Linked DNA regions of Mus musculus: regions 1 and 3 are each linked to region 2. A link is a loop called in an ENCODE intact Hi-C map of the cell type or tissue named here. Cell type or tissue: left cerebral cortex. All regions are shown on one strand. Each heading gives the region's core, and the rest is flanking DNA. Links, peaks and the distances in the headings are about the cores only.

Region 1 (6,230 bases), core at 500-5,499, 82 kb before region 2:
CCTCCTCATGATATCACATTTATCTTTATAATCACATGGAAAAATTCCTTTACAATGTGTATAGAATAAATAGCTACGAAGATATAAACTAAAATCATATCTTACAGATGTTGGGATCTGAGAAATGATTACATGAGTAATGAAAATGTTTGAACATGAGAAATAAAAAAAAATGGTCATTACATATTTGAATATTGAACCTAAGTGGTCATTTACTCCCTAGCACTTTTTTTTTGTATTTCTTTACCAACAGTATAGATTATAAGAGCCAGATTGGGGGGTGGGGGGGTTGTCTGGTTTGTTGATTGTTCGTTTGTTTGTTTGTTTGCTTAGTTAGTTGCAATGTGTTCACCTCTTCATTGTAACAAGAGCTTTAAAATATCTGTTTTTGAGCAATATCTTAAGTGATCCAGTAACTTACACAAGAAAATATGTTACATAAGCAATGAAAAACTTAAGTCAACAACAACCACTGTAGGGTTCTTTCATTTCCCCCACCAGAGCAAAAGCCCATTGGACTAAAGTCCTTATATTGAATTAAGCCACTGTGCTCATTTGATCAGTTACCACTGCATTATTTTGAAGTTAACTAAATGGGCATCAAAATTTTAATTTCAAATATTAAAATAGTCAGAAGCTAGGGCTCCTTTGCTTCTCTCATACAACATACACACACAAACATACACACATACTCATAATTGTTTTTAATGAGTAGTTACTAAATATGTGTCCTATTTCAGCTGCCTTTAAGTCCTGGTCCAAGTCTCTATAGGCAACTGCAGTATAAAACAACTGCAAGATTCATGAGAACAGCTCACAGGAAGCCTCACCTTGTCATGTTATCAAGTGCAGACAGTAGCCTTGAATTTCCTAGCAAATATAGAAGATAACAGTGTAGCTCCGCCTCCAGACATATCTAGAAAATCTGAATACTCAATCAAATAAAATTACTGCTTCCTTCAGTGCTGTCAATCATGTTGTCACCTAATGATAACTAATCAACTTGAGAGAGTACTTGCAAATCAAAAATCACAATATGTGGTCTAACACAGGCAGAGACACAAATATACTGACAGATTTCATGGGGATTCAAAAATCTCTTTGAATTTTCCAAAATAAAAATCTCATTTTATTTTTATGATATTTGCGGTACATTTATTTTCTGAGAGTCACATAAAAGCTGTCAGCACTCTAGAGCTATTCTTATCCCATGTCTGATATTGAACAGCTTGAAAGGCGAGGATTGTGGTGCATGGGTAAAAGGGCCTGCCTAATATGTGTGGGGCCCTAGGTTCATCTCTATATTGAGCAAAAGAGACAGGCAAACAAAAAATCAGTGTTGAATATTACTAAGGTCCCATTTTAAGTCATTTTTCATGTGTTATAATACCTGTGAATATGAATAATATAAAAAGATTCAGTAATGTTTGAGAAACACCATAGTTTAAGGTGACAAATGCCTTACTATAAAATTCTTCTTAATTAAGTGGGCCTGTGCTGACTTACCCACTAGAGCAGGTGGCACTCAGAAGCTCTGAGATCAAGAAGGTGCATAAACTCCCATGGATACAATGTTTAACAGCCTTTAACCTGTTCTAGTTTACTGCTTGCCACAGAAAGACCCTTCGTATGATGAATAGATGGATATGATGGATATGATGGATATGATGGATATGATGGATATGATGCACAAGAGGAGAAGAATCCTAGCTGACAGTGAAGGTGAGTTCCCTTCTAAGACAACGGTGCTCAGATTAGCATGTGAAATAACAAGGTTGATCCATGTACTTATGATAACTGTAGAGTGTGCACTAGGTTTCCTGACACAGGCTGTCTCATTCCAAGAAGGAGGTACTTAAAACAACCTGTTCCTTTAGAAAGTGCTTTATTTACTTAAAAAAATCTGGATGTATAAAATACTTGATCCCAATATAAAAGTTACAGACCCCAGAGTCTAAGGAGTTGTGTTCACCTCTAAAGTTCACCCATGACAGGACATATTTATACCTAACTCATTTCCTAACTTTTCATTCAAAGTCAGATTATTTTAAAAAGTCTTACAGGAAATCTATTTTCATTGCCTTGCTTCTAGGTTCAAAAAGAACTCCCAACAGACACTCAAAGCAGGACATACAGAAAAAGAACTGATAGTGGTAAATTCAGACCATAGCAGTCAGTCCTGAAGGACCGGATCATGGCCTGAAGAACACTGGTCGTCAATTCTAGCTCTACCAAACAAGATTCTGGACTTCCTGCCAGGAGAACATAGAGTGTTGTTACTCTTTGTGCTGGAGAACAGTTTAACTTTAAGGTCCTCAGATTCCTATACATATTCTTGCATCTCATATATCTAATTATATCAAACTGAATTCAAGGTAAAATGGGCTTCCAAGAAAAGCGTGCCTCATTCCTGAGAGAGAGAGAGACAGGATGGAAGGGATAGCATAGGGAGAAGAGTTGGCTCCCTGCCTGCTGGAATCTGGCTGTTGCTGCTTGGCTCAGCCCACTCTTTTTGTAAAGAGTGTTCTTGAATTCTTCTTTTGAGGAGCAGAAAAGAAAAGAAAAAAAAAAGAATGCTTTTGAGGTGAAGACCAGAAGAAACTTGTGACTATCCATAACATTAATTCCAAAATATACCTGCTCCCAACACACGCACACACACACACACACACACACACACACACACACCACGACTCATCTATTTAGGTATATTTCTGGAACATGACTGTGTAAAACAGTAGTTGTCAAAGCTAATGGGATGATCATTATTATTAGGCTTTCAAATAATGATGCCCACACAGGACCAGTTGTTCAGAAGGAATCACCACTACCGTTCAGCAGGGTTTTATCACGGGCTACGTGAACGCTGTGAGTAGCGTGTCTCCTAAGGGATGAATCTGCTCTGATGTAAGTACTTTTACAAAGTCTATAACTAGAATTTGATCTATCGATGAATAGATGTCCCAATGGCATAAAGTGTGCAGATAAACACTCTGGGAACGATGTGTTCATTGTCTGAGACCGGGGCAGAATCCTGCAGCAGGGCCACAGAGTCTACTACAGAATCAGAGGGGCAGAAAACAAATGAATGAGTGATTTTCAGAGATGTACAGTGTTTGAGTCATTTTCTCTATCAACTGAAAGGTCATGAAAGTCAGTAAACAGATTTATCAGAAATTGTTTCCTTGTCACATGAAGGGTGGTAATGGGGGTTAAGAATTGAAATATATCTTAGGAAAAAGTCTAGAATACTCACACTCAGGAGAGTAATATGGGCTAATGAGAGAGAGAGAGAGAGAGAGAGAGAGAGAGAGAGAGAGAAGGAGGAGGAGGAGGAGGGAGGGAGGGAGGGAGGGAGGGAGGGAGGGAGGGAGGGAGGGAGGGAGGGAGGGAGTGTCTTGACTCCCGTTGTCGGATGTAAGCAGATTGGCTCCATATATGCGAGGTTTAAAAACTCCATGTGATCAGACCCTAAAGCAAATACATATGACATGGAAATAGGAGGGGGCCTTAGAGGGGAGAAAGGAAGCTGCAGAATGCAGGGAGGGCAACAAGGACCACATGTGAGGATAACGGTGTGACTGTGAGCAAAGTCCAAGGTGTGAGTCGGGGTGCCATTGTGAACCCCATTACTCTGTATGGCAATTTTTGAGATCATGATAATATTTAACAGAAATATAGGTTTTGATAAAGTGATAGAGAATTTTACAACTAGTTATTAGAGCTAACAAAATAAAAAGTGAACATTTTTGGATCTGTTGGTTTAATTACCAAGAGTTAATAAAGAGACTGAAGAGATGCTCCGGTGGGAAAAGAATTTGCTATGCAAGAAAATAAGACTTGCATTCAAACTTCCAGGAACTATGTAAAAAAAAGCTGGGTGTTGCTGTGCTTATGACCCCAGTACTGTAGGGACTGGGGACAGGAGGATTATTAAGACTTGTTCACTGCCAGTAAGGTTCAGTAAGAGACCCTCTCTCAAGAAAATATGGTGGAGAATAACACAGAAGGAGGCTCTATTCTCTCCTCTAAACACACATGCATGGCACACAAGTACATACACACACACACAAGTACACACATATGGACATACATACATACACACAGAGAGACACAAACAGACAAACAGATACACACACATAGACAACTTAACCACACAACACACACACACCACTAAACCAGACAGACAGACAGGCAGGCAGGCAGGCAGACAGACAACAGAACTAAACTAGAAGGACAAAAGTTAATATCATAAGAGGCTTTGGGCTTCAGTTGTGCAATGATGTTGAGCCCCTGGTACACACTGACCATATTCAAATTTTTCTCTGCCTATTTGTATCAAGTACTTTTCTGAACATTCAGCTTTCTGTTCCACATGTCAAAGCTGTTATGGCCAGGAAGTTCCACACTCCTAATTACTAAAGATAAACGTTAGTAATGGAGTAAGGATATACCTCTCTCCATCCTAACCCAGAGAAAAACAATCTTTCAACTCCAAGAGACAATCAGGAAAACAACAACAACAACAACAACAAAATGACAGATGGCATTGTCTGTAACCTCAACCCCCTGACTCTCGCTTTACTGTTGTGGAGGGAAATAACATGATATGCCTGACAATTAGAACCACAGGTGACATTCATTCTGCATTCAGTGCCAGCCAGGACTTTGCATCTATCTCACATTTGTAGCGACTCTACGAACCAAGTGTTACTACCGCTAGATTAGAGGTGAGATACAGGGCCACGGGGAGGTTAAGTCACAGACTCAACCTCACAGAACACAAGCAGAAGGAAGCAGCGGTTCTTAGCTGCTGGACCACAGGCAGACGCACAGTCTCCGTTCCCAGTATTGCACTACTGGGTTGTGACACTTACTTTGCCCCTGTGCTTTGTTCCCCTTGGTGATGCTGTTATTTTGCTCTTCTCTGAAAAGATGCCCCCTGCCCCATTTTGTTATTGTTGTGATGGTGGTGGTGCACGTTTCTTTCCCTTTTTGCCTGTGCTAGAGATAGAACCATAATGGCTCAAACCTGTAGCCTAGTGTTCCCCACCCCCACTGAGCAATACAGGATGGCTGATTGCTTACCTAGGCGCCCTACTTTACCTAAACCAAGGCTTTATGTTTTAAAAGATTTCAATTTTTCATTATTTTCGTAAGAGTGTTTTCTCATCATTCTGTATTATCTGGGAAAAAATAATCTAGTTTTTTAAATGGACAGGAGCCTACTCTAAATCTTCAAAACACAGCTTTACTTGGGTGTACCTCTGTTTAAAAATCCAAATTCCTGCTGCCCAAACCAATAAAACTTCTTCCTGCTATGAAAGAGAAAGGAATTCTGTTTGGGTCCAACCAGTTGGATTATTCTGTTGATACAATTAAAAGTTCTGGGAACATTGTGGCTCCTGCCCATCACCCAGTGAACTTGGCTCCACTGTCTCGCACTATTGATACTCCTAAGTTTTGAGTTCATTCTTTCGATCCAAATCATACATAAGACAATTAGTCTCCAAGGAGAAGAGTCATGGTATTTCTAACAGTCTGGAGCTAGAATGAAGACACCCACTAGTGACAGGGGAATAAATGGAAAGTTCAGATTCAGCTGAGTTTGTTGGAAGCCATGAAGACATACCTTACTTACAAGGTGGCTCCTGTTTAAAAAAAAAGAAAAAGAAAAGGAAAGACATAAAGAAACAAACGCTACTTCAGAACAGAGGTTAGCCGGAGTTATAAAAATACTAAACAGTGCTCAATGTAAAAAGCAGATGGGTAACATCACACGATGACTCCTGTTAACCCTCTATTGTCTTCCTGCTTTATACATACATACATTTGCATATATATAATTTAGGATTTGTGCTGTGAATCTGGGATTCTGACACCCACTTTATTCTATTTCCCTGAATATGTCCCCACCCACTCATTTAACAACAAATGTTGGATGCACAAAACTATGTCCCGAGTTAGCTAGGAATGAGGGGAATAAAAAATGAGGGAAGGTTCATGTCAGCATCCATGGCCTTAAGTCCATGCCTTTTCAAACTTGCTAAGACTCATCAGCAAGATAGTTAACTTGCCTGCATAAACACCTCTTTTAAAAAATATATGAGTCAACTGATAATGGTGGGTATCTAAATTCAATGATGCCATCAAAGTCGTCAAATGAGTTAGGCGTTTAGAAGAAAACATCTTAAAATTTGATAATTTGTCCCAATCATAAATTTTCTCAC
Region 2 (6,230 bases), core at 758-5,757:
GTTACACCAAGAAACGCTGTCTCAAAAAAACCAAAAGATAGATAGATTAGATAGATAGATAGATAGATAGATAGATAGATAGATAGATAGATAGATAGATAGATGTAAGGACAGAATTTCTGGCTGCCTTGAAGTGAAACATGATTAAAATTTAAAAACCTAATTTTATTGAATACTGAAGAACTCTAGTGGCCACTGTCCCCTAATCTCTTCCACAATTAACTGTGAAGCACGCAACAGGATTACAAAGATTAAGCGTACATCTTAACAATGTTTTTCTTTCACTGGAAAAACACTCTTAACTTTCTATAGATTCTCCTACCTTCCAACGCTGCTTCTTGGTATGAGAACTCAGTTATGGACTGGGGCCTCTGGTGGGCAATGACTGGACGGATTTGCATGTTCTGTGTCCTGCACAAAGCCCCTTTATGGCCTTGCTGCCGTGAAGATTTGCTGTCTTCTCCCTGATCCTTAGCCACCTGCCTTCATTCCTGCTCACAGTAATGTGTACCTTGTCCCTCTCCCACCCACATCGAGGCTTTGATGCCTGCCCCCTTTGAGCCCACACGAAAGCCAGTGATTAGTAGGTGACCTCCTCAAAGAAAAGCTCTTCCTGTCCCAAGTGACTTCTATCCCAAAAGAGTCACAGTTGCCAGGTGCCCTGGCCCACTTGCACTTCACTGATTGGTGTGCTTTAATTAAGCATTGCAGCCCAGGGTGATTTGGGGGCCATAAGGAAGGAGGGAGTTGATGTCTCCACCCTAGAAGTGGAAGGTTGTTATTCGCACCTGGTGTATACTTGAATGGTTCATGCATACCTGAATTTCTCTTTAAGGGTTTACTTTAGGTGCTTGGGAGTTTGGCTTCCTACAAGTTCAAAGGCAGCCATCAGTCCAGATGGAGACCGTTGTGAAATGATCAACCCCACCCCAGTAATGTTTCTCTGTGGGTTTTTTAACCTGGCATTGTCAGCTCACAGAACCCCTAATAGAAAATAAGTGAACCACAATAGACTTCTTTTAAATGACTCAAATCAACACAGGAGACACAAAACAACAACCACACACTTCACAGGTGACCTCATTTTCTAAATAAGGCCTAAATAACTTTTCAGAGACCGTCAAACACCACAGCAGGAACCATTTCTTACCACCACTTCAACTGCCAGGTAAGACCCTGAAAATTTGCATCATACATACAAAAATAGACAATCACAAACCCAGCTTAATGGGGCAAATGATGCTCTCTTCCTGTATTTGTGGGAGGTCCCATTACCACAGTTGGTCTGTGGGATACTCCAAGGACAGTACTGTGTCTGGGGCAGAGAGTTGGCTTCAAAAAAAGGAAGAAGAAAAGCTTTGAAATACCAACAAACTATCTCACTTATAATAATGAGAGGAGATAAAGACATCATCAAATATATCCCAGAGCCACTGGGAACCATCTTAAGCTGAGATCAAGTCAATTTAAATCAAAGTCATCAAGGATGAGTCAACAGTCACCACTGGCAGATAGAATTGAGTGCAGGCTTCCCAATTTTGCTTCTCTGGAGCCTTTTAGACACTTTGTGTGAAGTTCAGTTGTAAAATTAGTAAACAACAGCTTGGCATGTTGTCTTTCTGTTCACTAGTTGTATTTGTGCAGGTAGGTGTGCACACGTATGTATGTAAATATGAAGGCCAAACGTCCATGACATGTGTTTTCTTTAGTGGCTCTTCACCTTATTTTTGAGACAGGGTCACTCATGAACCTGGAGGTCCCAAGTTCTGCCACACCAGTTGGACAGTGTGCTTACTCTTGCTTCTGCTCTCCTCATGCTGGGATTACAGCCATGACTGCTATGTCCAGCTTTTGGCATGGCTCTTGGAAACACAAATTCAGTTCTTCATGTTTGCACAAGTATTTTACAACCGAGCCCCTGTTGCCTGTCCTCTATCATTTTAAATCCAACTTCCATCTCTCACTGTGAGCAGTGTTTCAGAAACGGTAGCAGCACTTGCTATTTGAGCTTACATTAGTAATCAGAGCAGATTCTCAGTCATCAATTTTGAGATATTGATACAAATTACTATTGCCTGTGAAAAATGGAAATTTGGGGAAACAACTTCCTGGATCAAGGAATGGAACGTTAGAAAAAAGCCAGTCCTAAAACACTATCCTGCAAGCCCATCTGCTTGGGAGACTAGGGAAGAAAGACTGTAACTTCAAGGCCATTCTGACCTGTAGAAGGAGTTTAAAGTCAGTCGGGGCAATTTGGTAAGATCCTTTGTCAAAATAAAAATTAAAAAGAAGGCTAGAGATATCTCAGTGACAGAAGTCCTTGTTTAGCAACCATGAGACCTTGGATTCCATTACCAATATGGGTAAGGAAAAGATAAATGATTATATGCACGTAAAAACGTGTTATTTTTAATTTCAACTTTCTAACAGGTCTGAATGATAAGTGAGACAAATTAGCAATTAACAAGTCTGTCTTGCAAATAGACATACGTATAGCCAAGAAATATACAAAAATGTGAAAGAACACTATATTCATAACCAAATAATTTAATTAGATTTGTAGCTTGATGGCAATTGTTGTTCCCTGATGATTCTCTTCCTTCATGCCACTTCTGTTGAAGTGTTCCCCATGACAGAACAGCGCATCAGTGGCAAACAATGAAAGGACATGTGTATGAAAGGGCCACAGTGACTAAGACACAGACTGCTTTCCTCTGGCAGAGATGCTAATGTCCATTCCAGAAGTGAGCATTCCAGAAGCCTGTACAACAAAGTACTGAGTTTCTTTCTAGCTGCCCTGGAAGCTGTTGTACCCCGTAAGAGAATGAGAGAGCAGTTGAGAAAACTGTTCATGGAAAACACTAAACCAACAACAAAACAGAGCCCCTAGCACTGTAAGAAGAGTGGTGGGGCTCAAGCTAAGGAGAGCTTTCTTGAAGATGCCCTCATCTCTCCCCAGCTCCTTTCATGCCATTTCCTGCGATTCCCTAAGGACCAGTCCAAGCCAAGCATGGGAAACAAAAAAAAAAAAAAAAAAAAAACAGCTTCTGACTTGTGTTAGGAGCTGGAGGAGCATCAGCTTCTCTAAATATTTGAGGTCTCCCTGGCCGCTAAGTTAATGATTAAATCCCTAGGACATTGAACTGAGTTCCTTCAAAACAGCAATGCCAACTGTTAAACACAGAACATTTAAATCACGATGCAGAGCATTCTTTCAGTTTTTTTCTAATGAGTTATATAAATCTCTCTCTCTCTCTCTCTCTCTCTCTCTCTCTCTCTCTCTCTCTCTCTCACACACACACACATACACACACACACACACACACACACACACACACACAAATTCTGGTCCTAAAGACCATCCCATTGTTGCAAAGGCAGGTAAATTGTGGGCCATGAGGCCTTTGGACTTAACTCTTAAGCACTTTTTTTCCTCTTCTCTGTGCTCAGAATTAATTGGTTGCTACATACACTAATTAGCCTTATTAGGCTTTCAGAAGGTTTCCTATTACACATGGAAAATTTTTTTCTCAATGGCAATTTAGATTCACACATATAATTATTGGAAGTAAATGGTTGTTGATCTAGATTGCAAAACGAAGAAGAACATAGGTTGGTGGAGAAGTGGAAATGTTGATTCTAGTTGTTTTAGCTTCAGTTTGCTAACATTGAAGAACTTCAAAAACTTGTAGATTGTAGGGCTGAAATGATGGTTCAACATTGCGAATATGTTCTGCTCTTTGAGAGACCCTGGTTTGCTTCTCAGCACCCACATAGTGGCTCACAACCATGTAAAACTCCAGTTCCAGGGGATCTGATGCCCTCTTCTGGTCTCCTCAAGTACCAAACACACACATGGCACACAAAATACTTAAACACATAAAATAAATATTTTTTTAGTGGAGGTAATGTTCTGTCTCCCTTCACACTGCCCCCTCCCCAGAATTCTGAGTTATTTAGGAGATGAAACCAGAGGAGTAAGAGTAAATACTCACAATAAACATTTTAAATCGTATTCTTCTCTGAAACAAAAAAAGGTCACGTGCAAGAAGCTGATTCCACTAACAACATACACGAGTTTCTAGAATCTGCAGAAAAGCCTTCTTAGTTATTATTTATTTTACTACATACTGTCTGACTCTGAGAATAAAGCTAAGTGATTTTTGCAAAGAATTAATTTTCAGAAAAATCAAGTAAAAGCGGATGACTTAAAAGAAAAATGGTTATCACAAAATGGTTCTTCCAGGTATTTCCACTAACTCAACACCTGTGTAGAATATGTTCAATATCCTGTTTGATGACAAAATAGCTTTCTAAATTAAGACTTCACTTTTCTCCATGTCTTGAAATTTATCTCAAGCTATAAAATTGAGACTATAATCACATGAATTTGATAGCTGTAATCCTAAACCATTCATCCACTCACTGACTGAAGAAGGGTCTTCATAATTAAAACTAATAAAATCTCAGGATTCACAGTGTCCGTGAAGGGCACCACTCCTATGTAAAGCCAACAAGGAGCTTGCAAATTAAGCAAAGAGAAAGGCATAGGAGGAATGTCAAAGAAGAGGCATGGGAAAAAGCATGGATGTATGGAAGCTTTCACATTTAAATAGCTATCCTAGAACTGTTTTAGTTGCATAGGAAATGGAAAGTAACTGTAGCAAAACTTTTCAATATTTATTTATGAGTGAATCCTAGTCTTGAGAAAGGCATCTCCAATCACTATCACTAGTAGAGTTGCGTATAGTATAGTTGCATACAGTATAGTATAGTATAGTATAGTATAGTATAGTATAGTATAGTATAGTATAGTATAGTATAGTATAGTTGCATTTGTATAGTTAGTAGAAATACACACATGCTGAAGGAGTTGTAGAATTTTACAGAAAGATGACTGGATATAGCTCTTTAAAAATGATTATTGAAGCCAGACGTGGTGGTGCACACCTTTAATCCCAGCACTGGGGGACATAAGCAGACAGATCTCAAGGCAGAGTTCAAGGTTAGCCTGGTCTAGAAAACCAGTTCTAAAAGAGTCAGAGCTACACCGAGAAACCCTATCTTGGGGGAAGGGAGGGAAAGCTGGTTGAAATTTTCAGTATGTGGAGAGTTCTAGAATATAATGCATCACACAGGCCCATGCTATTCTGTTGCTGTTCGAACCTTTAAACCTATGTTTAGTTTGGTGCCCAGAAATCTCTGTACATTTACAGTTCTAAATTCAGTAAGTGTCACCGTTTTCAGAATGCAGCTAGCCTTTGGAATCTGGCTGCCTCGTGCGTGAGCAGAAGGCTCAAGGACAGGAATGATGACAAGCTTCCCCACTCTGTTCCCACGCAGCAGCGCTCGCCCACAGGCCACAGGAAAAGCCAGCACTGCATGTCACTAGAGTTTATATGTCTGTCCTCTCCCATTATCCACGGGGGATACATTCCAAGACTCCAGTGGACTCTAGGGAGAGCACTAAACACTACGCACACTGAATAGTTCCTATATATGTAGATCTAGAGCAAAGGTTGACTTATAAAGCATTCCGGTAGTAGACTAATAACAACCAATGATAAAGCAGAAAAGCTGCAAAACAAAAGCTGCGACTCCTGGTCACTGAGACCATGGTAAGCCAAACTGGATAACTGAGGGGCCAATGAGTTATGACCTAGTCATACAAAACAACTCAAAGTTCTAGAAAATATTACTTTCATAGTACAAATAAATAAAACACAATTCTATTTAAAAACACTCCAATACTCCTGTCAGAAGCCTTCCTGGCCCATTGCATACACCCAGTAAGTATTCTCATTGCCATCAAGTATAAATCCAAATAGAAAATATAAAGAATAAAGACATTGGCCAGGGCATCTCTTCGAGGCAAAGCTGTACACAGCAGGTCTTCTTCCTCCAAGACAGTATGATGGTAAAATAAAGGGAAGGAATGGTCAGAGTGCTCCGTTTCTCTGAAGAATTATTTGAAAGGGACTTAGAAAAGACTAATTTTATTTTCTATTGCGTCCCATACACCACCACCTTGAAGTTTAATAAATATAAATATACAAGTGCATTTTAGAAATCTGATCAAAAAGAAAAAATAACAAAAGTGATTTCAATAGTCTATCATGGGCAGCCAACTGGCCATGATTTAAGGTGCAAATCTTGACTTCAAAAAGTTCATTACCTAAGAAACTTATAAAATGTATGGAAGTAATTATAGTAAAATCACAACCTTAAGT
Region 3 (6,230 bases), core at 645-5,644, 60 kb before region 2:
GACAGTGCATGTGTCAACCCAGATCCTTTCTATGGATGAAAAATTTTACCATACTCAGCAGAGCAATAAGATGTCTGGAAATTAGTATATATATTAAAAATATTATTTAGCAAAATTCTGAGGTAAATGTATTAGCATTTGTCTGAATCTATACATCAGTAACTCTAAAATCAGTGCTGTCATTGTTGGCAGCTAGTACCTCTTTTGTTAATAAAATGGTGTTTAACTTCAACCATTAGAAAGTCATGACTTGTTCGCTCAAGTGAATGTGACTATGATGTGATGGGTTGTTGTGTAATTCACTAGAGGCCTGACACTCTCCCTTTAAAGTAGAACTGTATGTTGTGAACAACATATGATGTATACAGAATAGTATTGAACATGTAGCAGGCATGCAGTAAAGGTCAATAGCTTTTGATACCATAGGTATTATTGATTGCCACTCCATGGATATGATATATCTAATTTACTCTTTAGAATGAGTTAGTAAATTTGCCCAGGATCTACTGTTCAATCATGTATTCACTGAATGTTAATTTGTTGCATATTATGCATCAAGGCTAAGTCAGCTAGCAGTAGACTCTTTTTTACTAACAGTAACTTCTAGTGTCTACGTTTTAGTTTATTGTGAGTTGATTCACATAAGTCAATGCTAATCTTTCACCCCTAGGTTAACTTCAAACTTCTCCTCATCAGTCCCTTATTCTCCCTTTGTTGCTAATGCTTCCTGTTCCAACATGAGGTGCTTGCTTGCATTCCTGCATATTGATAAACTTTTAGCAGTGGGCACTGAAGAGATGGCTCAGTGGTTAGAAACACTGACTGCTCTTCCAGAGGAGCCCGGTACAATTCCCAGCACCCACATTGGGTGGCTCACAAGCTTTTGTAGCTCCAGTTTCAGGGGATCCAATATCCTCTTCTGGACTTCACAAGCACAAGGCATATACATGATACATAGACATATATGCAGGCAAACATATACGGACATAAGATAAAAAATAATACCAATAATAGTAAAATGTAAGATTTTAGCAGTGAATGAAATTTGTTAATAAGGCTCTAGTGCTTTTTATATATATAGACATGGAAATCTCACTAAAAGCACAACTGTTTGAGAAAGAAAACAACTGTGTGTTTAGTATCCAAATGGCTAACTGTAAAGAACTTGAATAACATCTTTTGGCAAACTCCTTGCTGTCTTGGATGAGAGACTTCCTTCTCAGTTCCCTAATAACGTAGTTCTTTTTGCTCTCTACTTTCCTCCCCAGCCTCCATGGGACCAATTACACACTTTCCCTTCTTTCTCAAAGACAATATTATTCCATAAATTCTCCAACAAGCCTTTTCCCCCAGGGGCAGAGACACTCTTCACTCAGCCCCTCAATGGCTCTGCACATCCACCAAGGTTCAAGGACTCATTTCAGACCAGCCATCATCCAGCACCCTGAACAGAGAACTTCCTAAGGGTGTGTGCTCACACACACACAGGCATGTGTGCATCCTATGACCTGCTTCTCTAAATTTTGGACTCTCACCCTGTCCTTAAAGACCTTTCATTTCTGATGGAGAAAGCTGAGAAGGAAGAGAGTATGGGACAAAAGACAATTGTCTATGTCATGCTTATCAGAACACCACACAAAATATACATAATCCATCATGCCTCTGACATTCTCATCTAGGAAACTAAATTATAACCTGGACTGTTGAGATTAGATAGAACCTCTCTCTCTCTCTCTCCCTCTCTCTCCCTCTCTCTCTCTCTCTCTCTCTCTCTCTCTCTCACACACACACACACAGAGAGACAGAGACAGAGAGACAGAGAGAGAGAGATTTAGCTTTGAATCATGTTTATTATCAGTGTGATGGCTGTTTCTTACAATGGAACTGCCAAATTATCTTTACTATATGCATTTCCTTAATCTCTAGGAGCTGGCTCCCCACAATTGGAATTAGTTAGCATTAAAAACAAGATTATCTTTTTTTTTTCTGTTCTGTTTCTTATTCCAGGAGACAAAAAGGCCAGAATTAGGGTACTCCATTCCACCTTTGGAGAAGAAAGAAGTAGAGAGAGGGAGAGAGTTAGAAAACTTCTTCAGAGGGGAGAAAAGATTCTTTAAAGTCGTCAGAAGAAGAACAAAAATGAAGAATCTGAGTGGGCAAAATCTCAGTTACTGCTAAAAGGCCAAGTGGCTTCCAATGGCACAAAGAAACTAACCACGGAAGAGGGTGACAAACAGGAGTGGCAGCTTTACCTCCTCATACCCCACCAGCATCCGGTTGTAGTTCCCACAAGAACCATGTTGAGAGCATGTTTGATCAAGGCTCCCAACATCAGCGATAAAGGTGGAATTCTATAGAAATTTACAAGCAAAACCTGGTTAGCTTCCTCTACTCTTCCTTTAAGCTCGCAACTGCTGCTCACTCGGGACCTGCCTGGGGTAAACTTGTGATGCCATCTTCCTCAACTGAAGCCAGTGATTAGGTCAGCCCTTACGTATCCAAACTTAACTCCTGAATGCCTCTGCATAATCTCTTTTCTGATTCTCTCTCTTAACAATTCCCACTCCTGAAATTTCACAGCGAGCCCTTTAATCACGACCAGCCTGACCAGTAGCATCTCTCTGTGCTAAATGTCTTCCCAGAATATTCCTCTAAACCTCATTCTAGCTGAATCCTGATGATACAGCTTCCTTGATGCTGCCAGAGCATGATCGCTTACACGCCCCCATCCTACCCACTGTGCTTGCTTATTACTCTGTCTTCCAAACTCTTCCTTTTCCTTCATAAGCCTCCTTGTGAGTTCTGCCTGTGTTCCCCTGGCTCTCATTCTTCATCCTCTGAAGACTATAACTTCACTGCCACACTCTCCCACTCACACACTCATGGGCTTACCAAAATAATTTAAGGTTCCAGAATTCTTGTCTGCCAATGACACATCCTTTCCTTTACCTCATATACTCACTCCAAGATCACACCCTAGCCATTTCAAAACAGAACTTTCTTCCAAAATCTGTTTTGCCACTTAATTCCCTGACCGCCACTCGTCCGATGCCAGGAATCCTTCCACCGCTGACACCTAGAATCCATCCGCTTACCCCAGTGTCCTCTGTCTATTAGGCACAGTTTCTGCGCATGCTCTGCGGAACGATGTGCATGTTTTCTCCCATGTATCCTAAGTTTGCTGGCATTTCTCTAGCTTAGCCATACATGCTTGCTTAAACAGCATTCCCAATCACAAGCAATGCTATCCTCTGCCTGAACTGGACTGCAGAAAAACATCTACACATGCTACCTAGATTCACTTCAAACCCATGCTCATGACCTCAAGCAGATCCTTAACATGGCTGGGCAATCACAACCATCACAGCGTTAATTTTACGCATTCTTTCTATCTCCTGAATAGGTCATTTCACACCTTCTCTCTCCATAACCTCTATCACCTCTCTCCTATAACTCAGCGAGGAACTTTGACTCATTGCACTGAACAGAAAGAAGGCAGTTAAAAGCTCCCACCTCACACCCAGCTTTCAGCCCCATCTCCATTCTACTTCCTGATACTTTTCCCACATGCCCTTTCTCTCTTTCACTATCTACACCCTTAGAAAATGACAACTCTCCATTGTGTACTAGGCCAAATCACTTTATCAGTTAATGAAGGAGCCCTTGGTCATTCTCCGTTCTCTTTAGTTTCTACCTGTCTCCTTAAATCACGGATCTCTTTTCTTTCCCTGCTGATATTTTCCAGTTATGAAACTGAAGTGCTATTGCTCCTTTTACTTAAACAGAAATGCCTTTTTTGAACCCGTTTCTTCTTCCAGTTACTCTCTTGTCTCCTCTGTGCTTTATAAAATGGGTCCTTGGAGGAATATTATGTCTGTCCATTGTCCAGTAAGTGAACTCCATCTGACTCCACTCCACCCTCCACTGAAATTATTCTAATGAATTCATCTCTTATTACCACATGCTCTAGATATTATTCAGCTCTTCGGATTATTTGGCCAAGAGTATTTCACAAAGTTGACCATTTCATAGATCCAAAAATAACTTTTTTATTTGGCCTCCATGGCACAAATCTCTCCGGGTTTCCCTCCTACATCTTTGTGCGCTCTTGCCCACTCTCATGTCCCTGAGTGCCCTAAGGTTCAGCTATCAAACACCTTCTATTAGTCATAGATACTCATGGATACTTTGATAATCTCATCCAGTTATGTGGATTAAGTATTGTCTATACACTGATTGAACTGAAGTTTCTATCTCTAGTCAAAGCTTCTTTTCTGAACTTCAGACTCATCTGTTCAACTCCCTTATCTTGGGTGAATACGATATAGCAAACTTAAAATTTCAAAATTGGCCTGCTCATCACACAGACCTCTCCACCACAGTTCATGAAAATACAACAGCCACTTCTCTCATGGCAATCACTTCTTCACTCTCCCTTCTGCCATCATCCTGTGCAGAATCCATCTGTAGAGGGCACAAAGTCCTTGTGCTCACAAATAAACACTAGAGAAACCAAGAAGAGATGTAGAACCTGTTTTCTGACCAGAAGGCTGGAAATGGATGTGGTTAGTAAATGGGTGACCTGTGAGCTATCTGTAAAGCCAGGTCAAACCTGGCTCCCCCAGACTGCTATATTTATTTCAGTCAACCTCCCAATACCCTTTTCTTGAGCACTGTTTCTCAGTTAATAGAACCCATCTTTATGGAAAAGGTCACATGTACTTTGAAAAGAAGTTCAATGTAATCATCTTTTAAGTTTTATTATAAACTTAAGATTGAGTTAATTATCACCAGGAAGCACTTTTCCAAAATCATGCTGTACTTGAATGTGCCTAAAATAAACTTCCTGTCTCAGACTCCCAAAGTCTGAACCAACACCAGCTACAGAATAGTGTTGAACAACTTCAATCTTGCCTCATGTGGCCACAGTCTGCATGCCACAGTGTTTGCAGAAACTCCCACAACCACCAACCAACAGCTCTATCTTTAAATTCTACCTGGAAGCCAAGTAGGGTTTGTCGATTCTGCCTGTTGCCCTAGGGCAAAACACCTCATTTGTCTCCTAAAATAATTAAAGCTCTTTTCCTAGGCTGTCCTCCATCCCTTCTGTCTGGGCACTACTACAGAGCCTTAGTCAAGTCAGTTTCTATGACTTCTTTCTTTAAAATTCTCTAATCACCTTTCATTTTATTTAGAATCAAAACCAAAGGTTATTTCCTAAAATAACCTACAAACTCTAACATTGCCTCTCCTCCCCTAACCTTCCCCTATTCTTCTTCTCCCTCATTTTATTTCAGGCAGGCTGACCTCCCTGGTGGTCCTTGGACACATTGCTGTGTTCTGTGGAGCTCTTGCATCAAGACTTATAAAATGGACTCTTTGAGAATAGTGCCCAGCTTCATGCTCAGTTCTGTTGAGTACTTATCGAACAGTGCATCAGCCATGACACACTGCTCTGGTCCCATCCTCTCCTCTCTTGGTGTATGTTTCTTTTCCACGTCCTTTACTGCTTTTGTATTTCCCTTTTATTTATTTTCCTCCTCCTCCTCCTCCTCCTCCTCCTCCTCCTCCTCCTCCTCCTCCTCTTCTTCTTCTTCTTCTTCTTCTTCTTCTTCACCTTCTCCTCCTCCTCCTCCTCCTCCACCTCCTCCTCCTCCTCTTCCTCCTCCTCCTCCTCCTCCTTCTCTTGATATGGGTCTTACTATAGATTTCTAGTTGGCTCTGTATTCACAGATATCCACTTGCCTCTGTCTCCCAAATGCTGAGATTAAAGGCGTGCACTATCACGTCCAGCTGACTCTTCGTTTCCTTGGTCCACATGGATCGGTTACTCTTCCATTGCTGTGAAAAAGCACCGTGACCAAGACAACTTCAAAAGGAATGCATTTAATTAGGCTTATGGTTCCAGAGGGTTAAAGTCTGGATGGTAAAGTGAAGGCATGTTGCCCTGAAGAGCTAAGAGCTCACTTCAACACCCATAAAGAGGAAGTGGAGAGAGGGCACACACCGGGAATGGTGGGAGTCTTTCTCTATCCCATCCCCAACGGCACACTTCCTCCAATAAGGCCAAACTCTTCATCTTTCCCAAACAGTCCTACCTACTGGGTACCACATAGTCACATATTTGACTCTATAGAAGCCATTCTCATTTAGAGCAGAGGTCTTGCTTCTCTCTGACCTACCTCAGCACCAAAACTTTGTTTGAGTGAACAGATGAGCAAGTGCTGTGC

Evidence for each region. Peaks named below come from ENCODE experiments on the same cell type or tissue, not always from the same donor. Only the 100,000 strongest peaks of a DNase experiment are listed, where the experiment ranks them.
Region 1: it touches region 2 in a loop (2.1-fold over the local background); 2 of 42 quality-filtered maps call a loop at or near these places.
Region 3: it touches region 2 in a loop (1.9-fold over the local background); 2 of 42 quality-filtered maps call a loop at or near these places.

What each region holds. Positions count from the first base shown.
Region 1 is chr3:127,069,222-127,075,451 of GRCm38, forward strand. The region is part of intron 4 of Ank2 (ankyrin 2, brain); the gene reads right to left. Among named protein-coding and RNA genes, the nearest start is that of Gm25501, 67 kb to the left of the region's middle. In left cerebral cortex, for the core only: no CTCF peak of the experiment used is centred there; a DNase peak (open chromatin) is centred at 2,455; H3K27ac peaks cover 2,057 bases.
Region 2 is chr3:127,150,957-127,157,186 of GRCm38, forward strand. The region is part of intron 1 of Ank2 (ankyrin 2, brain); the gene reads right to left. Among named protein-coding and RNA genes, the nearest start is that of Gm16958, 7.2 kb to the right of the region's middle. In left cerebral cortex, for the core only: a CTCF peak has its summit at 3,829 (motif pointing left); a DNase peak (open chromatin) is centred at 5,308; H3K27ac peaks cover 1,779 bases.
Region 3 is chr3:127,091,057-127,097,286 of GRCm38, forward strand. All of the region lies in intron 2 of Ank2 (ankyrin 2, brain), which reads right to left. Among named protein-coding and RNA genes, the nearest start is that of Gm16958, 67 kb to the right of the region's middle. In left cerebral cortex, for the core only: no CTCF peak of the experiment used is centred there; a DNase peak (open chromatin) is centred at 2,775; H3K27ac peaks cover 769 bases.